2 separate regions of the Homo sapiens genome follow, and region 1 is linked to region 2. The links are chromatin loops, found by intact Hi-C in ENCODE. Cell type or tissue: Caco-2. All regions are shown on one strand. Links, peaks and the distances in the headings refer to the core of each region. The heading gives the core; the rest is flanking DNA. Region 1 has its middle 80 kb from the start of MARCKS. Region 2 has its middle 44 kb from the start of LINC02541.

Region 1 (4,400 bases), core at 80-4,079, 83 kb before region 2:
TATCTTGCCTAGCTGACCTTGAGCTCCTAGGCTCAAGTGATCCTTCCACTTCAGCCTTCCAAGTAGCTGGGACTGACTACAGGCTTGCACCACTGCATCGTGTGATGCTTTTTTTCTAAATGAATATTGTAAATCCAGTAATATATCTGAAACATTAGGTACATAGAATATTTGTGGAAGTATTAAGCCAGGTAAATATGGTATTTATCGAAACATAATACCTTAAGTTGAATTTTAGTTTAAGAATTTGTTTCATTTATATCAAGTGCTATAAATTACAAAACATTTTCACATACATTATATATCACTAGATTCTTACAACCAATAGGTCACTGGCTATATATTATCTGGCTTTACTGCACAGGATTTGGGTTTGAGAAAGGGTAGGTAACTTTTATCAAATCACACAGCAAGTAAATGTCCAAGAATTAGCTTTTTTATTACACTTTTCTGACTCTAGGACATGGTAGCACGTATTAATAGCTCAACATGTAATGTGCATTTATAAGCAAGATTCCACAAAACTACTAGACATACATGTTTACTATTTCTGTATGTATTTATTTATTTTTGAGACAGAGTTTCACTCTTGTCGCCCAGGCTGGAGTGCAGTGGCGTGATCTCAGCTCACTGCAACCTCCGTCTGCCTCCTGGGTTCAAGTGATTCTCCTGCCTCAGCCTCCCGAGTAGCTGGGATTACAGGCACCCACCACAATGCCCAGCTAAGTTTTGTATTTTTAGTAGTGACAGGGTTTGGCCATGTTGGCCAGGCTGGTCTCAAACTCCTGACCTCAGGTGACCCATCCTCCTCAGCCTCCTAACGTGCTGGGATTACAGACGTGAGCTACCACGCCTGGCCCTACAATTTATTAATAACAACAATAATAGTAGCTTTACCACATTCACACAGGTTGAGCACATAAATTATCAATCATTCAAATCAGGACCCCTTGAGAATGACAAATACCAAACTAACTGAGAAGCTGGAAAACAAGCATAAATTGAGACGAGCTTAGACAAACTGGGATATGTGATTCTGTAATTTTAATAGCACCTGTCATGTGCTAGGTCTTACTCCAAGAACTTTACATGAACTAACTCAATGAATTCTCTTTTTTTTTTTTTTTTTTTTTTTTTGAGACGGGGTCTCGCTCTGTCACCCAGGCAGCTGGAGTACAGTAGCATGATCTCGGCTCACTGCAATCTCCGTCTTCTGGGTTCAAGCAATTCTCCTGCCTCAGTCTCCTGAGTAGCTGAGATTACAGATGCCTGCCGCCACAACTGGCTAATTTTTGTATTTTTAGTAGAGACAGAGTTTCACCATGTTGGCCAAGCTAGTCTTGAACTCCTGACCCCAGGTGAGCCACACACTTCAGCCTCCCAAAGTACTGGGATTACAGGCATGAGCCACTGCACCCGGCCTCCATTAATTCTTATGAAGTAAGAATTACGCTCATTTTTCAAATTAGCTTTTTGTGAGATGTCCCAGGCCACAAGGCATTTGTGGATTCTTTCCAATGCACTTTGCTGTCTTCAATCTCTTCGCTTGCCTAATACAGGGAAAGGGAGAGCAAAGGCCAAGAAGATAAGGATTTGGATAATGGCAGGCAATGATTATCAGAATTTAGTGGCTGAAAAAGTTATCTAGCTGTTTTCCAATGCCAGTATCAGCATAGAAGTTCGTGGGAAGCCATCACAATTTTATACCAAGTAAGTGTAAGTAACATCTAACAATCTTACTGATTACCCTTTTTCTATTGCATGCTTACACACTTTAGGTTTTGATGTACTTGGTGCTCTTGGAAAACTATTTGAAGATCTGTGAACAATTACCTAGGTAGAGCCATTAGCAGATAACTTATGTATGTTTCTAGGTGAATTGAGGCAACCGATCATGATTAATATACTAGGCTTCAACCTGAGATCGATCCCAATTTCACTGCAGAAAGATCTCAGGCTGGTCCTGACTCTGCTAAGGCTAAAGTTTGTTTGTGTTTTCTAAGTGGGTGTCATTTGTGTGAAGTCCTGAACCACGTCTTTAAGTACATTCTTTTCTTCTCTGCTTTATCTTCTGAGCTTGTTGAGAGGAGATTGTTGGCATTCCACTTCACTTGTCAAGCTGCGTAGAAAAGACTGGAGATCTACAAGTGAAAGGAAATATTTCAACAAACAATGCCTGGTGCTTACAATCTGATCACTTTACAAACAAATGGATGCTTTCTCTATTGTGCAAATGACCTCATCATGGAAAGTAGATTAAGCTCAGCATCACTCTACTCAGAGCTATCTTCCAACACTTCTCATAATCCTCTGCTTATTCTCTTACTCCATTGTTCCCTAAAACAACAGAGAAAACTCTGAACAACAATGTTCATTTGATTATTTTAAAGAATGGGTAAATATTTATACCTTCAAATAGTTAAATGTAAATAATGTTTTTGTTAAGTGTGGTAAATTACATTCACAACTACCTTATAAAGCAACCTCTATTTTGGGCAGGCATTATTCTTGGACCTCTTTCATGACTTATTTTATTCCCACAATATTCTGGGCAGCACTACTTTTTCCATTCTATACATAACAAAATCAAGGGTCAAAGAGATTACATAACTCACTCAAGGTCAACTGTAAATTCTTCAAGAAATAAATATGTTGCCTCGGTTGCTACCAATTTTTAAAAAATTGTCAAAAAAGGTACAAGAATATTTACAATGCTCTTTATTATTTTTGTGCCTTAATTTGCCAATCATTATGCCAAATTATTTTAATACATGTTTGTATTTTAGTTTTACCATAACTTTAGGAAAAATTCACTATTATCTTCATTTTACAGATGAGAAAAAGATGGTTACATAGTTTATCCAGGGTGATCAAGAAATAGTAGAACTGGAATTCAAACCTAAATCTGTCTGACAGCAAAGAAATCTTCATTATACTAAATTATTATTATTATTATTATTATTATTATTAGAGACAGAGTCTCGCTCTGTTGCCTAGACTGGAGTGCAATGGCATGATCACAGCTCACCGCAACCTCCACCTCCCAGGTTCAAGCAATTCTTCTGCCTCAGCTTCCTGAGTAGCTGGGATTACAGATGTGTGCCACCATGCCTGGCTAATTTTTGTATTTCTAGTAGAGACAGGGTTTCACCATGTTGGCCAGGCTGGTTTGAACTCCTGACCTCAAGTGATCTGCCCACCTTGGCCTCCCAAAGTGCTGGAATTACAGGCTTGAGCCACCACGCTGGCTCTAGATTATTTTTAATAGTGCAACTGATGTCCTTTAATAAAGCATTCTGTCCATCATTGATAAACTTTTGCAACTTTAAGTTATTTTTTGACTTTTTTCTTTCCCCACAAATTTATATCCAGACTGATGAACTAAATATTTCTATTTGGAATTCTTAAGTTAAATTCTTCTACCATATGATGACCTTTCATTTATTTAGACAAAAGAAAAAAATCTTAGGTGTTTAAGGAAGTGATTCTAGAAATTAACTAATTAAATTGGATAAAGAAAATGACACACAGGGCCGGGCACGGTGGCTCACGCCTGTAATCCCAGCACTTTGGGAGGCTGAGGCGGGCAGGTCACCTGAGGTCAGGAGTTCGAGACCAGCCTGGCCAACATGGTGAAACCCCGACTCCATTAAAAATACAAAAAATTATCCAGACTTGGTGGTGGGTGCCTGTAATCCCAGCTAATCCAGAGGCTGAGACAGGAGAATAGCTTGAACCTGGGAGACGGAGGTTGCAGTGAGTGGAGATCGCACCACTGTACTCCAGCCTGGGTGACAGAGCAAGACTCTGTCTCAAAAAAAAAAAAAAAAAAAAAGAAAAGAAAAGAAAAGAAAATGACACACAGGGCCAGGCATCACAGCTCATGCTGTAGTACCAGCTACTCAGGAGGCTTAAGGCTGAGGCCAGGAATTCAAGGCTGCAGTGAGCTATGATGAAGTGTACCCACCGCACTCCAGCCTGGGTGATAGAGAGAGACCTCATCTCTAAAACATAAAAATGAAGAAAATGACATGCAGAAAAGTGAGGTTTGCTATCATCACACGGGTTCTAGACAAAATATCTCCTGACTTTACAGACAGTGCTCATTCTATCACACCTAAGGTACAAACAGTTTCTGCAATTACTTGTTTTGTGGATCAGGACATAATAATAATAGTAATTACAATTATTATTACTATAACCATGAGCACTTATGAAGAGTTTATGATGTGTCATATGGTTCATCACATGTTGTTCATATGTATTATCCCATTTAAGGCTCACAACGTTGTGAGGTTAGTACTAATATTATTCACATTTTTAGGAAAGGAATTAAACTCAGAGAGGTTAAGAATGTTCAAGGTCATACTGTAAGTAAACTGAGGTCAGTCTAGGTCAGA
Region 2 (4,400 bases), core at 258-4,257:
TAAAAAAAAAATAAAAATAAAAAAAAATTTCCAGAATGAAAAATTGTGGCCCATGTTGGCAGCATGCTCTGCTTCTGAGGGAAGTAAAAAAATCTGCTTTATCATATATATTTGGGAATTCTTGTTTGTAGCTTGGTCAGTGAAGAGAGAGGTCTTTAAACTTCTTTAATGACATGGAAACCTAGACAAGCATTCATAATAAAAGAATCATGCATAACGTTGGGAATCATAAATACTCCCAAAGAGATCACAGATGTTCTTCAATAAATTTATAAAACTGTGTCCAGAATAAAACCATATTCTCTAACAGCAGTAATTAGAATTATTAAACACAAACAAAAAAAACAAATAATTGGAAGAGATCATTGATTGTGGATAAACACACTAGTGGCATTTGCCTAGCTGCGTTTTCCACAGTTTTGTAAAAGACATATGAGCCAGGGTCATGGCACAGGAGAAAACTGTGCTGTATTCTTAAACCAAGCCCTGCAGAGGTCACCTAATTAGTTTCTCTGTTGATCTAAAGTCCAGAGCAAGGGGCTAGAGATGCAGATTCTAATTCTTTTTCTGCCAGCAATTTATAAAGTGAAAAAAAGCAAGTCATTAACCCCTGTAGTTTCCCAAACTCTAAATGGGTATTACAATGTTTGCCATATGTATCTCTCAGGGTGGCTGTAAGAATTAAATGAGGAGGAAATATATGAAAGTATTTGGAAAACTAACATAAAACTCTCTTTACCCAGACATTTTGCAATGACTCTGGATACAGCTATTGCCATTTACAAGCTGCTATGTATTCTTTCATAATCTTCGGTTAGGACATTCCAACAACTGACATGCCTTCAACTTCAGTTGCTGCGTTTTCTTCCTTAATAACCACATTGTTTCAGTGGTAAAAGTCTGTTATGAAAACCACCTCTTTATCTTCTTGTGAAAGTTGGAGCTTGGCTGTTGAAAACCATGGTAATAATGTTTATTTTTTATTTATTTATTTTTATTTTTATTTTTTTTTGAGACGGAGTCTTGCAAGGCCCACAGAAATCTGTGTTGAAGGGATTAGGCTGTCACCAGGCTGGAGTGCAGGGGCATGATCTCGGCTCAGTGCAACCTCTGCCTCCTGGGTTCAAGCGAATCTCCTGCCTCAGCCTCCAGAGTAGCTGTGACTACAGGCGCATGCCACCACGCCCAGCTAATTTTTGTATTTTTAGTAGAGACGGGGTTTCACCATGTTGGCCAGGATGGTTTTGATCTCTTGACCTCATGATCTGCCCGCCTTAGCCTCCTGAAGTGCTGGGATTACAGGTGTGAACCACCGTGCCCAGCCTTTTTTTTTTTTTTTTGTAGCCCTTATTTAAAGTTTTCATTCTCCTAGTAAAGAAAGCATCTGTCTTGTTCATTACTTTTTTCTTATCTTCTATCACAGGGCTGCTCACATAACACATACCTAGTCAATAGTTCTTAAATAAATGAATGAACAAACTCTATATTGTTAAGTGATTTTTCCAAAGGAGTTTAGTATTTGGAAGTTTCTTTGAAACTGCAAGTTTCTTTGGAAAGTCAACAATTTAGAAGAAAAATGTTTTAGAGGATGTAATCCAGTCATGAGAGAAATACTCAAACTAGTAGGTTAAGAACATACACATGAATTGCTGATTTGACAGATACCACCTGAACTGACATTGCTGGTGGCTCTGTTGTAGACAGGCCAACAAGGCCTGGAGTTGAAACTGAGATCAGATGGCACAATGGCTCATAAGTGAAGTTTTTTGGGTTCATGAGAGCTCACTAAATTTACTGTTTTTTTTTTTTTTTCCTCTTTTACTTTTTCCTTTCTAGTGAATGACATTTTCACAAGATTTTAAGAAATGTGGTTGTATGTTAAGTGGTGGCCTCCCAAAGTGCTGGGATTACAGGCATGAGTCACCACGCCCAGCTCATTCTGGAATTCTTAGGAGGCAACTGTTGTCTATATGCCAGGCACAGAGTCAGGATTTGGAAGGAATATCCAAGTTCAACCTTGGGCCCTAAGGAGCTCACAATGGGTTAGGAAGCCTTTAAATAAACACAAGCACCTGTGAAAATATCAGTAACTCCTTTTGATGTATGAGTCTTCATTTATTTAACAATATTTGAGTGCCTCATGAATCACGAGTCAGGCTACATATTCATGGTCAAAGGTGACTGAGACATGCTTTCTGTCTTTGTTGTTTTATTGTAAACATGTGATGCAGATAAATAAATAGACAAAAAAAAACCCTTCGTGACAAGGACAATGGGGACACATAATAGGGTCCTCTTATGGAGACTAGGATAAGAGAGAGTGTCAAAATAGGCCTTCTAGAGGAGATAATGTCTAAGCAGAAAATGGAGAAAAAAGATTGCCAAGTGTCATGAAAAGTGAACAGTGAGGCTGGTTCATGAAGGGGTGTTGGGGTGGGTGGGGTAAGAATTATTCCTGTAAGAGTCACCTGGGCTAGGTCACACACTGCCTTGAAAGCAGTATCGCATTTCATTGGACTGGATTTCATTGGACAGCCAATAGCAAGCCTTTGTAGGAATTTAAGCAGGGGAGTGACACAATCAGATTTGGCTCCTTAAAGATTCTCTTGACAGGCAATATAGATAATGGATTAGAGGGTGAGACTAAAGAGAAGGCTGTTATAGTTATCTAGGAAGAAATGATGATGTTTGGAAATGGAGTATTGGCAGTGTTGACAAAGAGAAGCGTAGGAATCTCAAAGATCTCAAGGGGTGGAATCTAAGGCTAGCCACAAATCCAGGCAAGGATCATGGCTGTAGCTGTAAGTACAGTGCAAGAAGGACCCTGGGATTAGGGTCTATGAGACAATACATACTAGCAAAAAGTAGGCTGGGAGAACTTTGAGGACAGAGCCTATGCAAGGCTGGCTTCATAGTTAGATATAGAACCTGTGCAGTCACACAGAACCCTATACTTGCAAGGGCCCTGTATTTGGTTGAATGCTCTGTTGTAGCCATTTTGAAATTCTTAATAATTTTTGGACAAAGGGATTCTGCATTTTCATTTGCACTGGGCCCTACAAATTATACACCCTGTCAGGACACTAGCACAGTAGTGAAAACATAGAAGCTGCTCATAAAAGTCAGTTGAATGAAGACATTCTTCTACTTGTAGGAAACACTCTCAGTGGGCTTGGGAGTCATGGGGCAAGGAGGTGCTAACAGGCTCTGCAAGACAAGAAGTTCCTCAACAGCAGCAAGGTCTTCTGTGTTCTGTTGGGTAGAACAGCATAGAGAGGCCTGGAAAGAGTGTGTTGGCAGCTAAAACTGAGCAGATGGACCTCAAGGATTTGTAAGCTAGGTTTGCCTAACCAACCAACTCATTCAGCTTCTCAGATGGTCTTTTTAATTACTTATAGACATCAGTCTTTATTTTTATTTTATTTTAGAGATGGGGTCTAAATAGGTTGCCCAGGCTGGTCTTGAACTCCTGGCCTCAAGTGATCCTCCCGCCTCTCAGTCTTTATTTAATACTTATTTAGATCATCCAGCAGCAACTTTTTTTCCCTACCGTAGTGACTTCCACTTTTGTTTATAGGTTACTCAGATCTTCTCCGAGTTGATTTTCTTTTGTCCTCTTTTCCATGCTGAGCATTATTTCTCTACGTCCAATTGTCATGTTGTGTAATTATTTTTAAATGAAGTATACTTACTGCTACAATTCCTGGGGGCAAATTATGTACTATATATCTTGTGAGCCTGTTTTTAGACTTAGAAATTATAGAATTATTGTTAACAAAATGTAATGACTGTTTGTGTTAACTCTTGAATTTTCCTCTTCCAGGTGACTTCTGCAGCCACTTTAATCATAACCTTCATTGACCTGTGTCCTTCTGAGGAATCTTATTCCTTCTAGGTCCTTTCCATTTAAAACTTTGCTGCAGGCCTGTCACTGGATAAACATGGCAACCAAGAAGCCAAATAATGCCTTTGCCCTGCTTTTATTTATTTTTATTTATTTATTTATTTACAAACTCACTCTGTCATCTAAGATGGAGTGCAGTGGTATGATCATAGCTCAGCACAGTCTCAAACTTCTGGGCGCAAGTTATACTCTCACCTCAGCCCTCAGCCTCCCAAGTAGCTGAGACTATAGACGTATGCCACCACACCTGCCCGCCTTCCCCTGCTTTTAGAACCTGGGAGGTAGGTGCCCCAAATGGAAAGAGCTTGGACTTTGGAGTCACTGAAAACTTGATTTGAATTTCGGTTCTACCAGAACAAGCTGTGTGAATTTGGGCAAGTTATTTACCTTCTTTGACCCTCAGTCTCCTTATCTGCAAAAGAGGGGTAATAATGCCTATCTCACAGGGCAATTGAGAAGAGTGATATAAAAAATGACCAATACACACTAAGAACTC

The links. A loop is a pair of places that touch in the nucleus more often than their neighbours do. Peaks named below come from ENCODE experiments on the same cell type or tissue, not always from the same donor. Only the 100,000 strongest peaks of a DNase experiment are listed, where the experiment ranks them.
Region 1: a loop joins it to region 2, with 2.2 times the contacts of the local background. A loop is called at or near these places in 4 of 110 quality-filtered maps.

Annotation. Positions count from the first base shown.
Region 1 is chr6:113,774,949-113,779,348 of GRCh38, reverse strand. No RefSeq gene overlaps it. Among named protein-coding and RNA genes, the nearest start is that of MARCKS, 80 kb to the left of the region's middle. RefSeq lists enhancers at 1,438-2,071, 2,072-2,707. In Caco-2, for the core only: no CTCF peak of the experiment used is centred there; no DNase peak of the experiment used is centred there.
Region 2 is chr6:113,692,136-113,696,535 of GRCh38, reverse strand. No RefSeq gene overlaps it. Among named protein-coding and RNA genes, the nearest start is that of LINC02541, 44 kb to the right of the region's middle. In Caco-2, for the core only: no CTCF peak of the experiment used is centred there; a DNase peak (open chromatin) is centred at 2,495.